Regions from separate parts of the Homo sapiens genome. Here region 2 is linked to region 1. Evidence: read pairs that join two places in POLR2A ChIA-PET (ENCODE). Cell type or tissue: OCI-LY7. All regions are shown on one strand. Each heading gives the region's core, and the rest is flanking DNA. Links, peaks and the distances in the headings are about the cores only. Region 1 overlaps N4BP2 (NEDD4 binding protein 2). Region 2 overlaps PDS5A (PDS5 cohesin associated factor A).

The links. Peaks named below come from ENCODE experiments on the same cell type or tissue, not always from the same donor. Only the 100,000 strongest peaks of a DNase experiment are listed, where the experiment ranks them.
Region 2: POLR2A ChIA-PET joins it to region 1 with 12 read pairs; 2 of 35 experiments call an interaction of 5 or more read pairs at or near these places.

The regions. Positions count from the first base shown.
Region 1 is chr4:40,155,583-40,158,506 of GRCh38, forward strand. It overlaps N4BP2 (NEDD4 binding protein 2), which reads left to right. Exons shown (of 18, transcript NM_018177.6): 18 at 1-2,670. Among named protein-coding and RNA genes, the nearest start is that of RHOH, 40 kb to the right of the region's middle. In OCI-LY7, for the core only: no CTCF peak of the experiment used is centred there; no DNase peak of the experiment used is centred there.
Region 2 is chr4:39,960,621-39,963,544 of GRCh38, forward strand. The region is part of intron 2 of PDS5A (PDS5 cohesin associated factor A); the gene reads right to left. Among named protein-coding and RNA genes, the nearest start is that of PDS5A, 16 kb to the right of the region's middle. RefSeq lists an enhancer at 1,364-1,423. In OCI-LY7, for the core only: CTCF peaks have their summits at 1,560 and 1,785; a DNase peak (open chromatin) is centred at 1,581; H3K4me3 peaks cover 1,285 bases; H3K27ac peaks cover 1,925 bases.

The DNA of each region.
Region 1 (2,924 bases), core at 305-2,804:
GAGGTTATAATGTGGTAAGGTATAATTTTCCAATATGAGACAATGGCTTAAATTTGCCTTTGGAGATGGAGAATATTTTCAACATACATAATTTTAACAAATAGTTTTGTTGCTTTTTGTTAAGCTTAAAAAAAAATTTGGATCAGAAATTATAGGATTGAGCTGGTACCAAAAGAATCCTAAAGTACAGAATGGTTTTCCAAAAGAGCAGACATTTCAATGAAAATAAAACCCCAAAACATTTTTTTTATATATCATGATTGCATGCTTTTAAAATAAGGAGGCTTATCATTGAATTTTAGTTCCATAAAAATGAAAATACATGTTTATTATTTAGAAATGGTTAGTGACTGGTATTGAAGTATTATTCACACTTATGTTTGTAATAATTTATTTAAAGAATGCCAACAGTTTAGCACACTTTTGTAATCTCTAGAACAGTTCTATACATTAAAAATAAACATTAAAAATAAAGCAGTTCCTTTAAACAACTTACTATGAAACTATAATTGTTAATGAAATAAGATATTCCTATGTATACATTAGTATGATTTAAGGGTATGAAAAACAGTGCTAAAATGTGGAGTTAATTGGAATGTGTGCAGCTGCATACTCACTTTCTGTGTTTTTATATTTCCTTACCTAGTTTTAAAAATCATCACTTTTCGGCACTTCAGCTAGACTTATTTCAATATTATAATTATGATTAATGAAGGAGCAGTCAGAAGTAGAGGTGTGGTATTCCGTGGGCAGAAGTCAAATGAAAAAAGCTATATTGTTTACTTGTTTACTATATCAATGTTAATATTATGCCTTATTTTGATAAATCAAATAGTATATCTTAATCATTGTTGATAAATATACAGGCAAAGTTTGAGCATCATATGTATTTTTATGAAGCTGCTTAATTCCAAATTGCCTCCCACCCCACTATCTAGCATAGTTTAAGCAACACATAATTTTGAAAGAAAAGTTTGTAATCCCTCCTTTCTTTTTTTTGCCCATTTCTAAATCCTGTATGCCCGCAGTAAAGATAGTTTGGGGATTTTAAAAGTTTTCTCTATTACCCATTTCTAAATCCTGTATGTCAAAGATAGTTTGGAGATTATAAAAATTTTCATGTATTGGTGTAGGTTGAGTATCCCTAATGAGAAAATTCAAAATCTGAAATGCTTCAAAATCTGAAATTTTTCGAGCACAGACATGATGCTCAAAGGAAATACTCACAGAGCATTTTACATTTGTAGGTTAGCGATACTCAACAAGTAAATATAATGCACATGTTCTAAAATATCCCCCCAAACCCCAGCAATCCAAAACACTTCTGGTCCTAAGCATTTTGAGTAGGGGATACTCACTCAACCTGTATATTTGTGCTAATACATGACTCATTAGAATGATTCTTTGTAAACTTAATATTTTAAAAGTACAGCACTTCTGTAGTATGGAAGGTTTCAGTAATAATTATATTCATTCAGTAGTCTCTTACCATTATCTCCCAGATGGAAAAAGAGGACTAATGTGGAAACCCCAGAGGGTGTCCAGTTGGACCAGGGAGATATTAGACACTTAACAGTATTTTCAGTCTGTCCATCTCTTTATTCCAATGTGAGAAATGGAAGTGTTTTTTTTTTTACGTTTATTGGCTCTTCATATTTCTCTACATTATTTTTAATGTGCAGTTTCTTCAATTGGTTAGTATTTCCATACTATTTGCAACTTTATGGCCTTTAAATATAGGACATATTATATAGCAGAAATTTTGACTTTAAATCCTCTTGAGTAGTATATTTTGAGAAGAAAAGCTATACTGCTCTTCTGGATGGTTTCCATCCTTTATTTAGGTCTTTTCTTTTTGAATTCAAGTGTTTTGTATGCTTAGAAAGTAGACATGTATAATATTGAGATCGGTTATTTCTGAGCTGGAAATTGGAAACTTTGGAAACTCAGGAAATTGCTCTGACAATGTTTTAACTGCTCTCAATTTAAGAAAATGACGAAATGTATAAAAAAGACAAAAATAACGTGTGCTGTTTTTTCCAAGTGCTTTTTCTAAGTGCTTTTCCATTGTGCAATGAGGTGAAGTTTGGTAATTTTTCGGTGTAGTAGTTAAATATTGCTCAATTTTTATTTACATGTAAAGAAAACAGATTTAAATGTTTATGTGGCCAAAAGGTGTCATTTAAAAGGTAAAATAAGTTTATGTAGAATGTATGTTCATGGTGCTTATTTTTAAAATGTAATTCAAGTTTACAGTATTACTTAATGCTTCTTTACAGAATTTAATAGAGAAACAAGGCTAGAACACATCTACATCCTGAAGAGCCGTTTATAACTTCATATTATATGATGACAAAGTTCATTATTTTCCTTAAAGTTGAGCAATTGACTTTTATGGTCCAATGATGAACTTATTATTAATAAATGATTGAGTTAACTGTGAGGCTTCTCATTAAAATACAATATTGCAGCTATCAGTTGGAGAATATATTATAAAATTTTCAGACAGTATATCAGAAAAATGTTTTTATTTGTACTGTATAGAAAATGTAATTTTGCTGTTAACTCTGTACTTTTTAAATTGAAAATGTTTTATAAATTTGCTTTTAAATTTTCTTATGAAGCCATTTGCAAATTACATACTTAATTTAATAAAATACTTTAGCCACAGTCCAGTGTGAGGAAATCCTTCATTTGATGTATTAGAGTTAGTGGGTTAAATATTTTAAAATATTTTCATGTCTAACTTTGTAATTTCAGGGGGAAAGTGTCATGAAAATTTTATTTCTGTACCAAAACTTTTCTTCTGGTTTACGTTTTCTGTAGCAAATAAGAGTCTACTTTTGAACCAGATAAATGGATTGGCTATGGTTTCTCTCCTCACACCCTGTATCTTTTAACTGATATCAAAATTAAGAATTATA
Region 2 (2,924 bases), core at 159-2,658, 200 kb before region 1:
ACTGCTCAGGTGATACTCCCACCTCAGCCTCCCAAGTAGCTGGGACTACAGGCACCTGCCACCATACAAAGCTAATTTTTTTTTTTTTTAACGGAGTCTCACTCTGTCGCCCAGGCTGGAGTGCAGTGGTGTGATCTCAGCTCACTGCAACCTCCACCTCCCGGGTTCAAGCTATTCTCCTGCCTCAGCCTTCTGAGTACCTGGGACTACAGGCACACGCCACCAAGTCCAGCTAATTTTTGTATTTTTAGTAGAGATAGGGTTTCACCATCATGGCCAGGATGGTCTTGATCTCTTGACTTCGTGATCCACTTGCCTCGGCCTCCCAAAGTGCTGGCAGTACAGGCGTGAGCCACCACACCCAGCCTAATTTTTTATTTTTTGTAGAGGTGGGGGTCTCACCGGCCTTGAACTCCTGGCCTCAAGCAATCCTCCACCTCGCTCTCCCAAAGTGCTGTGATTACAGGCATGAGCCACCACAACTAGCTAGAACTTTCTTGATCTGTTGTCTTCAGCAAATAAAAACTATCAGGATTTCATATATTGTAACGAACTGTAGAATTGATCCCTGAAAAGTATAATCTTGGATTTCATATATTGTAAAAACTCCACTCACTCCATTAATTTTATCTTTCTGCACCAGGGAATTCAAGAAATCTTTTCTTTCCTTTTATTTTTTATTTATTTATTTTTTTTGAGATGGAGTCTTGCTATGTCGCCCAGGCTGAAGGGTAGTGGCGCCATCTCGGCTCACTGTCTCAGCCTCCTCAGTAGCTGGGAGGCGCCCGCCACCATGCCCGCTAATTTTTTTTGTATTTTTGGTAGAGACGGGGTTTCGCCATGTTGGCCAGGCTGGTCTCGAACACCTGACCTCTGGTGGTCAGCCCACCTCGGCCTCCCAAGATGCTGAGATTACAAGTATGAGCCACCGTGCCTGGCCATCTTTCCTTTTTAATAGAGTCTGGGTCTCACTATTTTGCCCAAGCTGGTCTGGAACTACAGAGCTCAAGTGATCCTCTTGCCTTGGCCTTCCAAAGTGCTGGGATTACAGGCATGTGGCACCGCACCCAGCCATGTGGAAATATTTTAATGTGCCAATAACCTCAGCCAAACTGTTTAACAATTAACTGTGAAAATAAAAGCCAACAGAAATAAAATTCATTAATGTCCTTAAACCTGTTCTCTTACTGTGAGCATTATATAGATTTCTGATACAAGATATATAAATCATAGTATTGGCCTTCATACATGTCAATGTTACTTACTTCATATATGGTTTTTAATAAGCCTTAACCTAATTTCTATTTAATTCAAGATCTTCAATTAAGACCTAAGTGAGGCTTGAAGCTTTCAACATTATTTCTGTTATTAAAATTCTATCCCCATCCCTTCCTACCCGCATTTCTCCAAACTAAAAAGGTATCACTCAATTCTGAGTTTTTGTTTTTTTTTTTTGAGACGTAGTCTCGCTCTGTTGCCCAGGATGGAGTGCAGTGGCACAATCTCAGCTCACTGCAAGCTCCGCCTCCCGGGTTCACGGCATTCTCCTGCCTCCACCTGCCCAGCAGCTGGGACTACAGACACAGTCCGCCACGCTCGACTAATTTTTGTATTTTTAGTAGAGACGGGGTTTCACTGTGTTAGCCAGGATGGTCTTGATCTCCTGACCTTGTGATCCGCCCGCCTTGGCCTCCCAAAGTGCTGGGATTACAGGCGTAAGCCACCGCGCCCGGCCTCTTCCTGAGTTTTTAAGGAAATCTAGAGTTCTTACCCCACTGAACCTCAACATGACACTTATGTTTAATTATTCTCACACAGAACTACTCTTGTTGCCAGGAAGCAATAAGTTGGCTTCATTGGAAAACATTAATTAGCTTATTTGACTGCAAATTAAAAGTAGGCAGGTTGGGCGCAGTGGATCATGCCTGTAAACCTAGCACTTTGGGAGGCCGAGGCGAGCAGATCACAAGGTCAGGAGGTTGAGACCATCCTGGCCAACATGGTGAAACCCCGTCTCTACTAAAAATACAAAAATTAGCCAGGTGTGGTGACACAAGCCTGTAATCCCATCTAGTTGGGAGGCTGAGGCACGAGAATCGCTTGAACCCAGGAGGCGGAGGTTGCAGTGAACACACCACTGCACTCCAGCCTGGCAACAGAGCGAGACTCCGTCTGGCGAGGAAGAGGGGGAATTAACCAGAGGTCGTGGCACATGCCTGTAGTCCCAGCTACTTTGGAGGCTGAGGCAGGAGAATCACTTGAACCTGGGAAGTGGAGGTTGCAGTGAGCCAAGACTGCACCACTGTGCTACAGCCTGGGCGACAGAGCAAAACTCCACCTCAAAAAAACAAAAAATAATAAAAATGGTTAAGAGAGTAAATTTTATATGTTTACCACAATTAAAAAAAAAAAAATCAGGCCGACCTGGTGGCTCACGCCTGTAATTCCAGCACTCTGGGACACCAAGGCAGGTGGATCACTGGAAGTCAGGAGTTCAAAACCAGCCTGGACCAACATGGCGAAACCCCGTCTCTTTTAAAAATACAAAAATTAGGCCAGGCACAGTGGCTCACAGCTGTAATCCCAGCACTTTGGGAGGCCGAGGCAGTTGGATCACCTGAGGTCAAGAGTTCGAGACTAGCCTGGCTAACATGGTGATACTCCATCTGTATTAAAATAACAAAAAAATTTAGCCGGGCATGGTGGCAGGCACCTATAATACCAGCTACTCAGGGGGCTGAGGCAGGAGAATCGCCTGAACCTAGAAGGCGGAGGTTGCAGTAAGCCGAGATTGCACCACTGCACTTCAGCCTGGGCAAAAATAGCCAGACTCCATCTCAAAAAAAAAAATTAGCTGCACACAGTGGCCTGTAATCCTAGCCACTCTCAAAATAATAATAATAATAAAGCAAGGATTACATTTG